Regions from separate parts of the Mus musculus genome. Here all the other regions are linked to region 2. Evidence: chromatin loops called from intact Hi-C (ENCODE). Cell type or tissue: left cerebral cortex. All regions are shown on one strand.

Evidence for each region. Hi-C counts contacts between places; a loop is a spot of excess contacts. Peaks named below come from ENCODE experiments on the same cell type or tissue, not always from the same donor. Only the 100,000 strongest peaks of a DNase experiment are listed, where the experiment ranks them.
Region 1: it touches region 2 in a loop (2.4-fold over the local background); 4 of 42 quality-filtered maps call a loop at or near these places.
Region 3: a loop joins it to region 2, with 3 times the contacts of the local background. A loop is called at or near these places in 2 of 42 quality-filtered maps.

Annotation. Positions count from the first base shown.
Region 1 is chr2:3,923,566-3,926,065 of GRCm38, forward strand. No RefSeq gene overlaps it. Among named protein-coding and RNA genes, the nearest start is that of Gm52545, 110 kb to the right of the region's middle. In left cerebral cortex, a CTCF peak has its summit at 1,342 (motif pointing left); no DNase peak of the experiment used is centred here.
Region 2 is chr2:3,814,718-3,817,217 of GRCm38, forward strand. Gm36031 (a long non-coding RNA gene) reads left to right here. Exons shown (of 5, transcript XR_373951.3): 4 at 717-911. Among named protein-coding and RNA genes, the nearest start is that of Gm36031, 8.1 kb to the left of the region's middle. In left cerebral cortex, a CTCF peak has its summit at 1,484; DNase peaks (open chromatin) are centred at 1,134 and 1,622; H3K27ac peaks cover 1,117 bases.
Region 3 is chr2:4,113,368-4,115,867 of GRCm38, forward strand. It overlaps a transcript of Frmd4a not described here. Among named protein-coding and RNA genes, the nearest start is that of 1700080N15Rik, 27 kb to the right of the region's middle. In left cerebral cortex, a CTCF peak has its summit at 1,032; a DNase peak (open chromatin) is centred at 341.

The DNA.
Region 1 (2,500 bases), 110 kb after region 2:
GAGCTCCGGGGTACTGGTTAGCTCATATTGTTGTTCCACCTATAGGGTCGCAGTTCCCTTTAGCTCCTTGGGTAATTTCTCTAGCTCCTCCATTGGGGGCCGTGTGACCCATCCAATAGCTGACTGTGATCATCCACTTCTGTGTTTGCTAGGCCCCGGCATAGTCTCACAAGAGAGAGCTATATCTGGGTCCTTTCAGCAAAATCTTGCTAGTGTATGCAATGGTGTCATCATTTGGAAGCTGATTATGGGATGGATCCCTGCATATGGCAATCACTAGATGGTCCATCCTTTCGTCACAGCTTCAAATTTTGTCTCTGTAACTCCTGGAAGAGCAGTCTTAACTGTTGGGCCATATAGTCCCTGATGGACACAATTTTTAAAAATCAAAAGCCATAAGAAAAACATTTGTCTTTGACAGGATAGATCCAAAACATTGTTTCAACAGGGCATCATCATAAAAGTTACTAAAGAGAAGTATGCATTTGCAGTATCAGGTTTATCAGAGCCGGTGTGCTTTCATATTGATGATGTGCATATGCACATTTCAAATTCTCAATAGCCACATGTGGTTAGTGACCTTTGAATGACAGAGCAAGAGTATATAGCCTGGTTCTCTATGTTCTCTTCTCTTTGACTATGGAGCTTAAATAATTCCACGTTTTGTAAATATGCAAACTGAGTCAGGAAGAGGACAGCTGGGGGAGGGGAGACTACAACAGATGACTTCCCAGAACCTACAGCATCTTTTGTCTTTTGTATTCACATCTTCTGTACCCAGGTGAGAGCTCTTTTCAGACCCAGACTGCCTCCCCCAAGCCCCTGGGGAAGTGGTAGCCTAACTCACAAGATGCCCTGTCTAGAGAAGGACCAGGGCAGTCTTTGCCCAGGATGCATACTGTGCTTTGCCTCTGATTTAAAATAGGATCAGTCTCAAATTCTTCCCCTGACAAATGAACACACTCACTTGTTCATGCAACCAGTCATTGATTTGGCAACATGCTACCCACTAGGTAGAGGCCATGCAAACAGACTCCAGAGAAAGAGCCCATGGGGAGGCAGACAGGCATCACAGCACTCAAGCAGTGTCTTAAGAGATTCCAGAAAAGCCTGTTCTGGTTTCAAGCAGTACTGAGACCATCAAGTGGGGAGCAACTAAAGAACAAACCTCTTTATGTAGCGATGCAGTGGGGAACCTTCTGGAATAGCACGGATTACTGAGAACCAGGCTCAAGCTCAGACATTCACTCATTTTTGTGGGGTAAATCGTTATCAAGCTTGCTTTAAGCACATAAACACATAGTAACAAGCAAGGGATAGTTTGCTTGTCAAAGGAGGTTGCCATCTAGAGGGGAAACACACTAAAATCTGTGCATTAAAATGACAAAATTCATTACAGACAATAGGAAGTAAAAACGAGATGAATGTAAAAGCAGAGAATGACGACATTGGAGAGCTTGCCTTCATTTTCTTTGAGATAGGGACTCAACGGAGCCTAGGCTGTTTTCAAACTCACAACCCTTCTGTGTTAGCTTCCTGAATGCTGGGATGACACCGGTGCACCCTCATGCCCAGCTAGAAAACTTTTTGGTCCTGCTGCATATTAATGAGCCATTCTGTTTTACTCATAGCAGAACAATCCTGCATGAATGACAGATGGCCAAAGCCAGACTGACCTTTCCACACACACATCCCAAAATGAATACTGACTGATCAGTCAGCAGGTGTTTTTTTTGGTGGTTTTGGGTCCCTGGCCCCTCCCCTACTTGTCGCTTTGAAGTATTTTTATAACATGCCATTTCCATGGTAACCATGCTCTTGAGCATCAAAGTTGTCTTTTCAGGGGAATTAAAAGGCTGCCGATGATGCCCAGGCTGTGGTGATTGTCACCACATGCCACACTGAACTGCAAAGGAGGCTGGGATACAAGGTCTAGTCCAGGATGATCAGGTGCCTAAAGAAATGTGTGTACCCAGGTAGGAGTGGGTATTGCGGCAAGTGTCAGGATTTCTTCTACTGTGTGGATCCCACACTTCACTTATCCAATCATCTATCAGTGGACATTTGAGTTGTTTTGCATCCTGGCTGCAGTGAGCCATGCTGTAGAAGTACTGACATGCAGATTCCTGGCTTTATGTGTCTTGGACCTATAGCAGAAATGAGATAGCCAGATCGCATTTATTGTTTAAATGCCATTGCAGAAGGATCAACCATGCAGAATGGTCGCCCCTGCTTCCTATTTTCACAGGCAGCTCACCACAGCCCAATGTTCCCACATCACCCTAAGTGTTGATAATTTCTGGATTTTGTTCAGTGTTTGTTTCTTCTGTTGCTTTGCTTTGGGTCAGCAGTCATTACAATGCATGTGAGGCAGTCTCCCACTGAGGCTTGGATTTGCATTTCCCAAAAGATTCACACGCTTGTCTCCGTACAGTTTCCTTAGAAGATGTCTATTACAGACCTTTGCTCATTCAAGTTCTGAAAGGAAAAAAGACTTAGA
Region 2 (2,500 bases):
TCACAGTCATACCTAGAGGTGTATCTCCTGGGTGATTCTAAATTTGATCTAATTGACAATGAATATTAATTATTTCATTTTCCAAACATAGGCGGTCTCATGGATTTGAACTATCTCTTGCTACTCTTGGTAGCTAGTATAATTTACAGTTATACTGGAATATAATGGGTCCATATGATGAAGGCGTTGCTCCCTGTGTGGCACTATGGGGTGGAAGTAGAACCTTTTAGGGGTGGGGGAAGGGCCTAATGGAAGCGATTTTGCTGTTTTTAAGGCGAGGTCTTGGTGTGCAGCTCAAGCCACTTAATACTTGCTAGGTAGCCCAGGCTGGTCTTGAACACACAGCAGGTCTCTGTTCTCTTTGAGTGCTGGGACTGCAGGTGTGCACCAGAAGCTGCCTCCAGTGGCGGTGCTCAGGCCTCTTCAAAGAGGACAGTAGATGGCACCTCAGCCCCTTCCCCTTTCTTCTGCCTTTGCACCATAAGTGGATAGCTCTGCCCTACCACACGCTCCCCGCCATGAGAGGACTAGATGCAACAGACCCTAGAGCAATAGTAACCAATGCAGACCCCCAAACCTAAATATATCTTTGTAAATGGAGCTTTTCTTTCCTCTTTGTAAGTAGATCATCTCAGATATTTATGCTAGTGGCAGAAAGCTAACAGTGACCTCTGAGCCACAATGATACCATCCCCTTCTGTGAATCCTTGGACCAGGTGCATCTGATTGGATCTGGTCACAGAAGATACTTTGCGAAGTATTCGGATGAATCAACAACCGAGAATCACCGCCAGGAAGGAGGAACTGCCACACCTTCCTTTGTTTATGTTTCCTAGCTGTGGCCTACACAAACCCACATTCAGCCTGACAGAGAGCGGGATCGGTGCTTTCCGGAACCTACTGAAAAACTGGTATTATGATTATATTTTCATGTTCCAGACTTATTGAAATGGCTTTTAGTCCCTATGCTAAGGTCAAAGGTTTAATGGATGCTTAAAAAATCTATTATTTTTATTTCCTACATTTGAGTATTTGCCTGCACATGTGTATGTGTACCACGTGTATCGCTGATGATGGCAGAGTCCAGAAGAGGGTGTTGGATCCCCTGCAGCTGGAGTCACAGATGGTTGTGAGCCTCCTGATGTGAGTGCTGAGAACTGAACCCAGGTCCTCTGGAAGAGCAGCAAGTGCTCTTAACTACTGAGCACCTTATAGGTGTCTAATAATACTTTTTAATCACGTGACATTTTGCTCAAGTCTTCTTTAAACTAGTATGTTGGCTTATATTTACCCATTCTCAATTTTCTTAGTTTTCCAGGAAGGGAGAAAAACCCACTTTTAACATTTTAAATTTAAATTTAAATTTAAATTTTAACATTTAAATGAATACTAGCCTTCAAAGAAACTCTAATAATCACAAGGTAAGAGGTAAATATGGGGGTGAACAGCAACAGCGAGCAGTAGACAAGTAACTCAACACTAGAGGTCCCTCTCTTCTTAAGATCTAAAGGCCTGCCCTGTCTGGGATCTTAGCCAGCTTCAGTGGCTTCTGACTGGGAACAGAAAGTGAGGAGCAAAGGAAATCTGAACCAGAGAATTCTTTGTGGCATTGCAAATTAGATCTCAGGCAGCAGAGGCCTGCATCACTGAGTTCTGGCTCGCCCACAAAGTATTTGCTCCCCAACTCTCAGCCCCAGCTTCATTTTGTTCTATTTCTATCTGCTTCTTAATTTAGCCATGTGACTGCATTCAAACCCTTTTATCTCGTCCCCATCTGGAAGGCAATCTGGGTTGGTCCTGAATTTTTATTCCTGTGGAATAGAAGAGAGTGACAGAGTCCCCACTGCTCCTCCGAGGGTCACTGCGATGCCGAGGTGAACTGAGGGATTTCACAGATCAGGTGGCAAGGGCTCATGGCAGACAGGAAGAAGCTGACATTATTCACACGCAGCTAGCAAGTCAGAGAAATGAGGGCTTAGATGAGGGCTGTTGTTTTCCAGCAAGGGCCAGTGTCTGGCAGGCAAAGAACTAAGGAGACAGTCTCGTGAGAAGGCCAGAGCTTGCTTTTAAAACCGGGAAGACAATGGCGACCAATACTGGGAAGGAAATGGAAAGATCACATAGGAAAGGAAAGCTCTCTTCTTCGTCTTAGTAGTGTCACCTCCGGTGAAGAAGGGGACACCGAGGGTGACAGTCTCTTTGGAGGTCTCCATGATGCTCATGTTTTTCTTTTTAATGTTGTGTGAAATTTTAGCTTCATTGTGAAGTCTAGACAGAGCCTGGTCCTTTCTCTGTGTCTGTCTCCCAGAGGCTTCTGTTTTCTTCTACAGACACACATACCTCAGCATCCTTTGTGGCCTGGTGGTGGAGCTGGAAGCAGCATTGGACACTCTGTAGTGACCAGAAGTAGTGTGTGTGTGTGTGGTATTTGTGTGGTGTGTGTGGTATGTGTTTGTGTGGTGTGTGTGTGTGTGGGGGTGTGGTGTGTATGCTTGTGTGG
Region 3 (2,500 bases), 300 kb after region 2:
GTAAGCAATATTACTCTTTGCAAAGCTTTTATTCTGGTGGAGTTCATCTATTTAAATTCATGACTGATCGTGGGAGGAAGGGTGTGGCCCTAGTACAATGAGAAGGGTCGTAAGCAATGACGTCACACTTTGAATGGTTTAGAGGTAGCTTTTAACTTGAATCCTTTATGATGTTAATTTATACTGTCTGTTATTCCTGGTGTTTCTGTCTGTCTCCCACTGTGCCCTGCTCATGCTCTTGCTCTTTTCCTCCCTGCCTTCTAAGGAAGACCTTAACTATAAGCCCTCCCGAGTAGCTATCCTTACCTTTGGCAAGTTCGCTCAGTGGTGAGCTCATGCTTAGCTATGCTTGCCAGCACCTCTGCTTCCGAATTCAAAGCTGCACTCACATGGAATAATGAAACCTTCTGCTAAGAGAGACTGACTGAGGTTAGTTGATAATTATTCTTCTCTGCCAACAAAGAGCACAAACACACAGGAGTTTCTAATGATTTCACAGCTAATTTGTATGCACCAAAAATAATTAACATCATGTAAATTTTCCTTGCCGGTTGAGTCTTTTTTGAATATTGAGAGATATGTCATTTTAAAATAATTTCATACTTCACTGATGGACTAGAATTGAGACATTGGATGCCTATGGCATACAGGTGCTGGTGGGCAAGTGCTCCTCAACAGAAGACAGGGATATCTAAACCGTCCAGAGTCAGTTACCATCCTTCAAGAGAGACAACAGTCTTAAGGCTGTTATCTACGGAAGCAAGTAACACTTTCTCAACATTCAACACAGAACCACAGTCCCTGTAGTAACACTGATGGGTTCGGACATAAAATCATTGGCATGAGAATTCCTTTTGAATTTGAAATAACAAGTACAGATGTGCTTGGATTTTCTCTACTATTAAAAGATGATGGACTGGAGAGATGGCTCAGTGGTTAAGAGCACTGACTACTCTTCTGAAGGTCCTGAGTTCAAATCCCAGCAACCGCATGGTCGCTCACAACCATTTGGTGCCCTATTCTGGGGTGTCTGAAGATAGCTACAGTGAACTTACATATAATAAATAAAGAAATCTTTTAAAAAAGGAAAAAGAAAGAAAAGAAAAGATGATGCAGATATAAGTATACCAATCCAGTTTTAAAGAAAACAGTGAAATTAGTTTAGTTATGATGGAAAACAAAATACCATTTCCTCAGAAAACTGAACACAGAAGTGTTGTATGATTCAGCCATTCCATTTCTGGATTTGTTTCTGAGTATAGATTCACAGATGAATGGATAAAGAATGCATCACACACACACACACACACACACACCACATACATATGACACATTCACACAAACACTTAACACACACATATCACACACACACATAACATACACTCACACACATACACACACATCATGGAGAGGGAGAGAACATAGAGAGGGCAGGGGGTGTTATTCATCCATGAGGAGGAAGAAAGCATATTCTGACACTGGAGGAAACTAAAGGTCTTTGTGTAAGTAAAATAATCCAGAAACACAGCTGCATGGGCTCTCTTGCACATGAAGTCACAACAAGCTGGCCTGCAAATAGAACACTGATTACTAAGAACTGGAAAGGATGCAGAGCAAGAACGACGGTTGGACATGATCAATACATATAATATGCACGCAGCATCCCGTTAATATGTATTAGCAAAATATTAATACTTAAAGTGTACTAATAACACCCAAGAGGAAAAGAACAGTGTTGAGTCTTCCCCAGATCACACCATGGAGGGTTAGCTCTGAAAGGCTGTAGGAAGAGTACAGCCCCACCCAGGATCTGCCATGAGGTATCTCACCTGACCCCCAGTCTTCTGTCTCCACAGTCTTTGAGGCAGTGAAACTAGGCTTCTATTTTCACTAAAGCCCCATGTTTGGCTCTTCTCCCACAACCTATGTACCCAGGAAGAAGTCATCCCATACCCATTTAGGACAAGTCCTGGCTCTAGTTCTCCCCAGAGTCCTGACTCAGTCCAGAAGAGGTAAGTCACCTCCCATCCAAAGGACAGCACATTTGATGACATGTCAGCTTCACTTTCATGCTTCCCAACTGTGGGCCTGTGTATGCACATGTGTCCCCTGTGCCCAAATCTTGGTGGACACCTGGGTAGGCACCATTGTCATCGCCTGTGAACTTTCTAATGGAGTTGAAATGTGAGATCATAGAATTTTCAAGAGGAAAACAAGTCAAAGCATTGTGTCCATCAGTCTTAGGGTCTTGTTGCCTTGAAGAGACACCATGATCACTGCAAGTCTTCTAAAGGAAAACATCTAACTGGGGCTGGCTTACAGTGTCAGAGGTTCAGTCCACGACCATCACAGAGGGAATGGATCATGAAGGTGTGCAGGCAGACATACTGCTGGAGAGTAGCTGATAGTTCTTAACATCTTGATCAGAAGGTAGTGGGTAGAGCTTGTGCATATTAGACCTCAAAGCCCACCTCCACCGTCACACACTTCCTCCAACAAG